2 separate regions of the Mus musculus genome follow, and region 1 is linked to region 2. A link is a loop called in an ENCODE intact Hi-C map of the cell type or tissue named here. Cell type or tissue: heart. All regions are shown on one strand. Each heading gives the region's core, and the rest is flanking DNA. Links, peaks and the distances in the headings are about the cores only.

Region 1 (5,384 bases), core at 243-5,242, 85 kb before region 2:
ACTTTAAGACTTAGCGCCTTAAAGCTCTCTGAGTGGGGAAACACAGTGACCTGGAGCCATAGGTCAGCCAGCCTTGACGACTTGATGAGTTCCAGGCCAAATGAAAGGCCCTGTGGTGTGACTATGCAACACTAGGAAACGCTTTGCTGTCCTTTGGGCGACCAGGCTCATGATGGGGAAGTGTCCTTGTGAGCCTTGACTCTGGCCTCCACCAGCCGGCATGGCACAGGCTAGTTATTGCCCACAGGTTTGCCTTCTGTGTGTCATAGATCTTCCCCATCACTCCTGCCCATGCCTGGCTCCTCCATACCCTGCAATCTGAACAGCGTTATGTGTCTATTTGGGATGCAGGCTGACCATCATCGTTCTGAGACCCAGGCTAGCTCAGGATGAAGAGTGTGTACAGAGGGGAAGCTGGGGCTCAAAGAAAGAAATGTCCGCCTCTTGCAAGTACAAAGCCAGTGGCAGCCGTGGTGGGGGTTGGGCATGCGCAGTGTACTGGCCTCAGGCTGACCTCTACGTCAGCTTTGCAGGAATGATTCTTTAGTGTGTGTCTTAGTCGGGGTCACTGTTGCTGTAATGAAACAACATGACCCAAAGCAACTTGGAGAGGAAAGGGTTTATTTTTATTTCATATGACAACAGTTACATCATCAAACACATTGAAGGCAGGAACTCACACAAGGCATGGAACGTGGAGGCAGGAGCTGATGCAGAGGCCACGGAGGAATGCAGGACACCACCAGATTTTTAGTGTGTTTCTCTCTATGGAGTCCTGACGAATGCAGCTCAGTTACGCAATGTAAGGCGAACTAAAACATGTGCGTCATTAGTGAAGAATCCTTCATCCTGTGTCCTTTCACGTGTTTGCTCTAACAGAACATCCTCTCTCCTGTGTCTGCCTCAGTGAAACGTTCCTTCATGAGTCTGCCTTAGTCTTTCACCTATGTCTACTTCAGGAAAACTTTTACATGTTTGCCCCAGCAAAACATCTAACACGTCTGACTTTGCAAAGAACCCTTAAGTTTCCACTTCACCCCTGTCTATCGAACAAGCAAACAAAACAAAACAAAGTTAACGTGGTGGGAATAAATGAGGTAAAGTGGAGAGATCTGGGTGGGGAGTAGACATCGTGTTCAGTCTAACGTGACAAGAGACATGGACCACGGTGTATAATGTCCTGTATAATGTATAATGTATAATGCCTCAGCTGAGCTTTTCACCTGGACAGATGGATGCCTGTTAGTATCCTCTCCTTAACTCCAAGATTCATCATGACGCCCTCTCTCCATCCCTGTCTCTACTCAACTTAAAGGAGGCAACTTTTATACAACTGAGCGAAGTTTACAACGTGAGAAAAGTCCAAGGATGCTTACAAGCCTGGCAGGTTCAACAAGCACGCAGCACCTGCTCTCGTGGGCGATCTGCTGCTCAGTTGTGAAGATTCATACTGCATTTTCTCTTTTATGTTTTATTTCTGTGGAGGCACATATGTACCATATGCACTACACTGGGTATCTGAATATCAGAGGATAACTTCTGGAAATCAGTTCTCTCCATCCACAATGTGGGTACTGCTGAACCATCTCAACCTACCTACCTACCTATCCATCCATCCCCATTGTTTGTTTGTTTGTTTGTTGTTTCTGTGAACCTCTGGCTGTCCTGGAACTCATTCTGTAGACCAGGCTGGTCTCAAACTCACACCCTGCCTCTGCCTCCCAGGTGCTGGAACTAAGGTGTGTGTCACTAGGCCCAGCAAGATTTCTCCTTTTAACTTTTAAAATTGTTAACTGTACAGCATTTGGTGGTGTCTCCTCCTAGATGCAGGAACGTGAGTATCTGAAGGTAAGTGCACGCCTGTACATAATTACAATCGCAGTGCCACGAGACACCCAATGCAAGATGAACTTCTCGCTGGGGATCTTTCTTTCATGTCTCCCGTCAAGGTTTTCAAGCTAGAGAGCTTTAAGCTATTAATTTTGTATTAAGAGAGAACTCCGCAAAATGCTTGTACGTGCCCATTCCATCTTACAGGCTTCTGGTGCAGCCCGTCTCTGAACAGCCAAAGGAGCTGTTGGGTAGACCGTGTGTGGAACGCAGGGCTGAAGCACTGTTCTCCACCGCTGGCCCACGCCAGGAGGGTTCTGTGCTTCCATTCTAATGACCCCCGTGGTAACACTGTCACCTGACACTGTGCTGATGAGGATTAAGTAATTCACATCTGTTAATGTCATACTCCTCTAGTCAGGATGGGGCTGGGTGCTGGCAAACGGGGCCTCTGGTCCGAGACACACGCTCTGCTTCCCATGTTGGAAAGTAATCACAGGGCGTCTCTCTCCCCCTGAGCACGTACTGATGCTCTGGAGCACGCGGGAGGCTTCCCATTAGTGGTGACAGGGGTGACGAACTGGGGAGAGACGCTTGCTTGTAAACACTTATCTGCGGAACAATGACTTTAAAAGAGGGAATCTGGCTCCTAAGTGTTCTGAAGAAATCCAATTTTTCAGTTAGGTAACAAAAACATTCGTGTCACCTGGCTATTTGGCCTTCCGTGACTTGCGTCAAGAAAATAAGGTCAGATGCATTTATGAGAATATCTGTGTCGGTGTTGTTTACAATAATACAGATTTTTTATTAATTATTTTTGTTTGTTCTAGACAAAGTCTCATTCTTTAGCCTGGCTGGCATCGGATCCACAGTAATCCTCCTGCTTCCTCCTCCTAAGCGCAGGGATTAAAGGTGCGAGCCACAGTACCCAGCTAACAAACAATGGTGTATACCCCTTAACACGCTGTAGCAGATCCTGCTACTTCACAGCGCCTGGGACGGTAGAGGTCAGCTGTGTAAGCACACTGATTACCACATAAAGTCATCTATCTGTGAATCTCTTCTGATGAAAAAAAAAATGCATTAGTACAAAATCCTAACCCTTAATTAGCAATAACTATTTCTGTGTACAACTGTGCGTGTGCATACATATTTTACATGTATCTAGGATATGTCAATGCAGACAGTATATATGTGTCAGGGTGAAGGAGGACGATCTAATCAGAAAACTACTGGAAAGAGGGCAGACTTCTGGGATAATGGGGGATGAGAGCAGCCTCCAGAGACGCCGTAAGTGAGAAGAATCAGGTTAACGACAGTCTATTGTGAAGACTCAGAAACAAGCTCTGTCTGTCATCATGATAACGTGTCTCATTAAGGTATGTGTGCGTATGTATATCTGCATGTTTATAGCATGTATGTTAAGTGTGTATGTGCATATCTGTGTCTATGTACATCTACCAATGTGTAAATGTGTATCTGTATGTCTGTGTATACAAATGTGTAAATGTGTATGTGCCTGTATCTATGTATTTGTGTGTGTATTTGTGTGTGTGTTTCAAAATCTCAATATCCTCCATAACTTTCCCACCCGTGATGCTGACTTTCTTACACAGGTCTTGCGGTGACATCCTGCTTTCATCTGTTTGTATCCTCTTTGAAGTCACTGACCTTTATTCAAGTTGGCTATTGATTTCTTTGGCATTTCAACTAGGAACCGAGGACTGAGCTCAACAGTATGCAGACAGAGAGGGTCCTGTGCTCCACAGGGTGCAGATGGTCAGTATGAGGTCAGATAAGCTGTTTTCTGCATGTGGCCATCCCAACGTGAAGATGGGAAACAGAATGGTGCGGCCTGAACCCATTCTCTCACATCTACGCGGCCTTCTTGAACATCAGATCTTGGCCCACTTGATACAGGGACACTAAAGTCCTGAAATCTACACCTTCCTGGTTATGCCTAAGACCAGTTGTATTTCTAGTCTGACAAGGGCAGCCTGCTGTCATGCTCACTTAGGAAAACAGAGCGCACTTTGGGTAGCCCGCTCAGGAAAGGACTTAACACAGGTGCTTCCAAACAGTGGAAGGGCTGGAGGAAGGGAAGGCTGGGATCGCAGCCAGCAAGGGCAGGAAGTCGGGGGGTTGCAGAAATTGCAGGAAGCCCAGGTCATAACCTCTGCTGCCTGCAGCCTGAGCAGGTGAGCGGCAGAACAGAGAGGCTCCTGCGAACCCTCACGTATGCCATCTGCTCATGCCAGCCTTTGCTGGTCATCTGGGGTCCCTTTGTTCCAATGCAGGTGGAACACTGAAGGCAAGCAAGTCACACAGCTGTGTCCCCAAGACTCCAGCCCCTTTGCAGGAACTACAAGGGGCTAAAACCAACCAACAGACACCACCGTACAGTCTAGCAATTTGGTCTTTTGTGCTCACACACTTGGTGCACAGTGGAACTTCTAAATATACTGTGTTTACACATGAGGTTTGCACCTGTCCTTGATGCCATGGGTGAGAAAGGGGGACAAGAAGGAGATCTCTACCTGATAGGTCCATTGCTATGGTGCCCACTCCTTCAAGGCAATAGTTTGCCTTTGACATCCAACAATTTGAAGTCTAAATGAAAACACCATACCCTATGACAGAGTTAAGAGGAGGAAAACACACACACACACACCCCTAATTTATAAAATATATACATTACAAAGAGAGGGGGAAATGTGCTATTCCTAAAGCCCTGTTTCCTGAGCAACTCTTAAGGTAATTATTAGAGCTCACAGTGCGTCCCTCACCTACCCCATGATCACAGCCCCAAAGCGTTGATTCTAAGTAGGGTAACCCAGCTCTTCCTTCCTGACGGATCCCTGCCATCAGGATCCTGCCATTTGGAGTGGCTGTTCTTTAGTCACACACACATGGACGTACTAATAGGTGTCCCAGAGAAACGCTTTGTGTGTGCACATGCAAGTGTGATTGTATATGTGTTATGTGTTTTATGAACACATGCCTGTGTTAAGCAGACAAGGCAGGCAGAGAATGGAAGTTGTTCTTGGACTCAGTGTTTCATGTTCCCTGGGCGTTGTTCTGTCATGGTTTTGGTTTTGGTTTCTTGGTTTTCTGAACTTAGGGCCTTGCACGTGCTAAGCAATAGCTCTACCTGGGCTATTTCCTCGGTCTCACAATATTTAATTAATCTCCATTTGTGCTCTTAACTGCTGCACCAGCTCGCCAGCTCTCCACTGCTCCTGCCATCATGCTTTTTAAAGCAACACACACAATAGGAAGGATGCAACTTTGTTTTTCTAGATTACTGAGAAAAGTTACAAATTAAGACTTCTTCCAGAAAACAAAAACAAAAACCTTTAACCTGAATGCTGAGATGGCACAGAGCTGGCCCTCACTTGACCCACATTTTGAGAGGTGTCAAGGGGCAGTGTTGCTGTTTGTGTACAGTTTGCTTATAAACCCAGGTGACACCACTAGCAGGTGCTTATTTTATGGGATCCTGTACAATATGTCCCTGACCATCATGATGGTAAATTATGAACTACAAAGCACAT
Region 2 (5,384 bases), core at 136-5,135:
GGAACACAGCGAGGGCTCAGGCACAGCAGTCAGGCACAGCAGAGGCTAGCTGGGGAAGAGTAGCTATCTCCCCAGCCCCTCACCAACTTTTTAAATAATACATTCTACATTTATTTATCTTGTAGAGGGTCATGGCATGGCACACGAGGGGTTCAGAGAACAACTTGCTGGGGTCAATTTTCTCCTCTAACAATGTGGATTCTGGGGGTCAAAATTAGGTCACCAGGCTTGGTGACAAGTGCCCTTTAGCAACAAGTGCTCTCTCTCTCTCTCTCTTTTTTTTTTAAGATTTATGTATTTATTTTATATGAGTACACTGTAGCTGTCTTCAGACACACCAGAAGAGGGCATCAGATCCCATTACAGATGGTTGTGAGCCACCACGTGGTTGCTGGGAATTGAACTCAGGACTTCTGGAAGAACAGCCAGTGCTCTTAACCGCTGAGCAGCCATCTCTCCAGCCCTTTTGCTCCACCTTTTTCTGAGACGGAGTCTTTCACTGACCGTACATCTTTTCACTGTCCGAGCTGGAGTGGCTGGCCTGAAAGTTCCCAGGGTCCACCTTGGCTGCACATGCACGGGCGTTCGAGCTTTTAAGGTGGGTGACATTGCACTGACCTCAGCATGGGTAAGGGTTTGACCTCGGCCTGCCCTCCCTTCTGAAGCACTGGAGTCACGGCCATGCACCGTCCCTCTAGGTTCTGGTGTCACATTCTGCCTTTTCCCACATTTTACAGTTCGGTGCTTTTTAAACATTTTAAAAGATTTTATTTATTTACTTATTATTTTGAGAAAAGAATCTCACTATATAGACTTGGCAGGCCTGGAAGTTGTAAAATAGACCAAGCTATGTAAGATCAAGTGCGTATGCTTAAAATCTTAGTACTTGGGAGGTAAAGGTAGGAAGATCAGGAGTTCAAGGTTACCTTCGGCTACGTGAGGCTCATTCCAGTCGGTACACACGAGTCCCTGTTTCAATAAACTAAAACAAAACAAAATAAGGAGACCAGTATATGACCCAGTGGGTAACAGCATTTCCTGCTAAGACTGATGATGGTAGTTCAAGCCCGGGGAATCAGACGGTAGGAGAGAACCAGGAAGTTGTCCTCTGATGCTACACAAACATGTGGTCCGTGTGCCCCTCACTGCACATGTGCAATGTTAAGTCACACACACACACACACACACACACACACACACACACACACACACACACCAATCAACCCTAAACAGCCAAGACAACAGCAGAAAAAGCTGGGTGTAATCGCCCACAACTTCACTCCCAGCCCTCAGGGGCAGAAGGAAAGGCATCTCTCTAAGTTCCAGACTAGACTGCTCTCTCTGTATAGTGAGTTCCAGGACAGCGGGAGCTACATAGTGAGACCCTGCCTCAAAGAGAACCAAAACAGAACCAGCCTTCAAAATGCATATCACATATAATCAGTATGTAAGGCATGCTTACGTATTTGGTGATATGTAACCTCCCCCCGCCCCAAAATAAACCCATAAAATAATTTTCTTTGCTACTTTGTAATTTTGCTACTGTTATGAATCAAGAGCTGATAAGCAAGCGATCTGGTATAGGACTGTGAAAAGGGGCTGTGACTCACAGGCTGAGACTGCTCTGTGGTGACAAAATGTTTCAGGGCTAGAGAAGCCAGCACTGACCAGCGTTCTGTGGAATGCCCAGATGTCTTAATAGAGGGCCCGTGATTAACCGGGAGGGGACTCGTACTCAGCAACAGCTCTCCTGCAAGGCAGTCTGGCTGCCCTCAAGGCTCACTGCCACCTGCTTCAGCCTCCAGCCACCCCAGTATTCTGAGGAAACCTAAAGACATTCTTTTTGTTCTGTTTTTTTTTAAAGATTTATTTATTTAACGTATATGAGTGCATCTCCATTGCTCTCTTCAGACACACCAGAAGAGTGCATCAGATCCCATTACAGATGGTTGAGAGCCACCAATTGGTTGCTGGGAATTGAACTCAGAACCTCTGGAAGAGCAGTTGGTGCTCTTAACTGCTGAGCCATCTCTCCAGCCCTAGGCATTCTTCCTATGAGGATTCATGAGCAGCAGACAAGCAGTTATCAGCAGAGAAGTATGCTTGTTGTCTCACCCCTCAAAATGCCTCTTTTGGGTGTGGAAACACACCCTTGTGATCCTAGAACCCTGAAGGTCATGGAAGGAACATCACTGCAAATGTGAGGGCTAACCTGGGCTACACGGTGATCTCTTGCCTCAAAACAACTATTCTCAGTGCTGAATAACCTAGCACAGGAGGTGGAGGCAGGAGGATAAGAAGTTTAAGGTGATTCTTGTGTATATGTAGCAAGCCTGAGGCCAGCCTGGGCTACACAACACTATCTCAAAGAATAAAATAAAAAAAATATTTATAAGGCCTAGCAAAAATGGCTCAGTGGTTAAAGACACTTGCCACCAAGCCTGAAAACTTGAGTTGGATCCTTGAACTCATGTAATGGGAACAAGAGAAACAACTTCCACAAGATGTTTTTTGATACACACACACACACCACTTACAATCTTTATTTTTTTTATTTTTTAAGTCTTTCTACATAGCCCTGGCTGTCCTGCAATTCACTATGGTGTAGACCAGGCTGGCCTCAAACTCTCAGCGATCCGCCTGCCTCTGCTTCCTGAGTGTTGGGATTAAAAGTGTGTGCCATCACGCCTGGCAGAATAAATGTTTTCTTTTCTTTTTTTTCCTCTGAGACAGGATTTCTCTGTGGCTGTTCTGGAACTCACTCTGTAGACCAGGCTGGCCTCGAATTCAGAAATCAGCCTGCCTCTGCCTCCCAAGTGCTGGGATTAAAGGCATACGCCACCATGCCCGGCAAATGTTTTTTTTAAAAGAAAAATTTTAATGAACAATGAGTGTAATTTTATTATTATTATTATTTCTTGGCAACTTTAAAATCCAAATCTATTAAGGTTTGGTCACTGGTACACTTTCCTGGACATAAAGTCTCACTGGACGGTTTATTTTCACTAGAGACAGCCTTGCAGGAAGGAAGCTCACCGTGGGCCTGGCAGATCCCCTTTCATGGACAGCAGGTGCTGCTTCCAGCCACACCCATGAGTGCGTCCCCAAACCAAAGTTAGAAAATGGCTGATTTCCAGCCCGTTCCCCAGAACTCAGAGACTGTCTTCCTGTTTATCTTGGTGAAATGCCTATGCTATCCTGGCCCTCTGCATCGGATTCAGACAAAATGGTCACAGGGAGAAGCCGGAGGTCCTTCGTCACAATCAGGCACTCTGTCCCTTGGGTGGAAAAGACACTATGCTAGGAATGTTTAGTGATTGTCAGGATTTAGGACACATTCAATATCTTAAGAAACTGAACTCAGAGCTGGAGAGACGGCTCGGCGGTTAAGAGCACTGGCTGCTCTTCCAGAGGTCCTGGGTTCAATTCCCAGGAACCACAGAGCAGCTTGCAGCTCTCTGTAACTCTTGTTTCAGGGGATCTGACACCCTTATACAAACATACATGTAGTCAAATCACCAATACACATAAAATAAAAATAAAATAAATATAAAAGAAGAGGAAAGCAAACTGAACTAGGTTAGGTGGTGGCAGCAGTGCTTGATTTCTGTACTTGGAATGCCAGTCTTGTGAGTTCAAGGCCAGCCTAGTCTAGAGTGAGTTCCAGGACAACCAGGGCTACACAGAGAAACCCTGTCTCGTAAAACAAACAAAACAAAACAAAAAACCCCAAGTCATTTTTGTGTGCGTATATGTTTGTGCGCGCGCACACGCATGTGTCTAGGCAGGAGGCTGAGGAACTCAGTGTGTGGCAGGAGGATCCTGAATGAGGCCAGCCTGGGCTACAAAGAGACTTTGCCCATGTCACACCTTCTCTGTTATCTAGCTGCATTGCTCAATGTTTTTACTTTACTACTTGGAGACTTTGGGCCTCACTAACTTGTCTAGGCTGACCCTGAACTTGCTTTGTAGCCCAGGCACACTCTGTAAGCAAGAATTCAACTTTCAATCCTCCTGCCTCAGGAACATGCCACCATCACACCATTGCCCCTGGAACCTCACTCTCTGCCTGGTGTCTGCCTTTGACACTTCTGAGATCATTGCTTCCTAACTTAGGGGAGCTCCCGCCAAGAATGGTGGCCACTCAGGTAGCAATCAGCTGTGGTCCAGGTTGTCATGTAGGAGCAGACAAAGTGGCACTTCCTTGAAATCTTCAGTCTGTTTTCACCATGTTGTTTTTGACGGGCTGGAGGCAGGCACTGCCTGAAAAGCAGCAACTCCCACAGCATACCACTCACCTTCTGTTCAATGGAGCCTCTACCACTTCCTACTTCATAGACTGACCATTAAGACAGTTTTATGTTGACAGCTACCATGGTGATGGTAGACCAGATTCTTATCCAAGCAACTTAGTCAGTGGCACGCTAACCAAGACCTCCCAGATGAGAATTACTGCCTAAGTTATCAAACTACAATAATCACAAAGTCCATAATTGTGGACTTTTGGAAACATTTGAAAGGAGTACTTTATATTTGAATATATATACACATATATGTATATATATATATATAATTTTATTTATATATATGTAAATATATATGTGTAATATATGTGTGTAAATGTGTATGTATTTTATATATATTGTATATATATATAATTTGTATGCATTGGTGAGAAAATTTCAGATGCCCTGGAACTAGAGTTATAGTTGTGAGCTGCCACATGGGTGCTGGGATTTGAACCTAGGTCCTTTGGAAGAACAACCAGTGCTCTTAACCACTGATCCATCTTTCCTGCCTTCTGTATTTGACTTTCTATTAACTGTATGTTTGTGATTCTATATGCTTAATTGCAACAAGAAAAGTAACCAGGCATTTCTGGGTTACTTGTCTTCTGAGATAGGCTGGCCTGGAACTTGAAACTCGGAACTGTTTCAGCGTTGTCAGTGTGCGACCGCATGAGAGCCATGACTGATTCTGTTCACTAAAATCTTAAGTCTGATGTCTTTAAGTAGAATTCAGTAAAAAATACAGTTAAACACACACACACACACAAACCATGTAGAGAGCTAAACTGAACGTTAACCTCCTGAGAGAGAAACTGTTGGGGTCAGCGGCTTGGCAGGGAGAGGTCCTGGGACCGACACCTTGAGCCTGAGCCGAGATTGAAGGAGAGAGCAAAGGAGAGAGCTTCCTCTGTTGTCCTCTGACCTCCAGACGCACTGTGGATTGTACATGCCCACATTATGTACACATACACCCTAAACCAATAAGCTGTAATAAAAAAAATTAGAGTCCTTTGACTATGTGGGCAATTTTAATAAGTACAAGCAAGTAAATGTAAAAGAATTGTAACAAATTCCCTGCTTGTTGCTTCCTGCCAA

What was found. Hi-C counts contacts between places; a loop is a spot of excess contacts. Peaks named below come from ENCODE experiments on the same cell type or tissue, not always from the same donor. Only the 100,000 strongest peaks of a DNase experiment are listed, where the experiment ranks them.
Region 1: a loop joins it to region 2, with 6 times the contacts of the local background. A loop is called at or near these places in 12 of 42 quality-filtered maps.

What each region holds. Positions count from the first base shown.
Region 1 is chr8:125,035,834-125,041,217 of GRCm38, reverse strand. No RefSeq gene overlaps it. Among named protein-coding and RNA genes, the nearest start is that of Disc1, 16 kb to the left of the region's middle. In heart, for the core only: no CTCF peak of the experiment used is centred there; DNase peaks (open chromatin) are centred at 2,307 and 3,967; H3K4me3 peaks cover 95 bases; H3K27ac peaks cover 387 bases.
Region 2 is chr8:124,951,143-124,956,526 of GRCm38, reverse strand. No RefSeq gene overlaps it. Among named protein-coding and RNA genes, the nearest start is that of Egln1, 4.6 kb to the right of the region's middle. In heart, for the core only: no CTCF peak of the experiment used is centred there; a DNase peak (open chromatin) is centred at 3,076.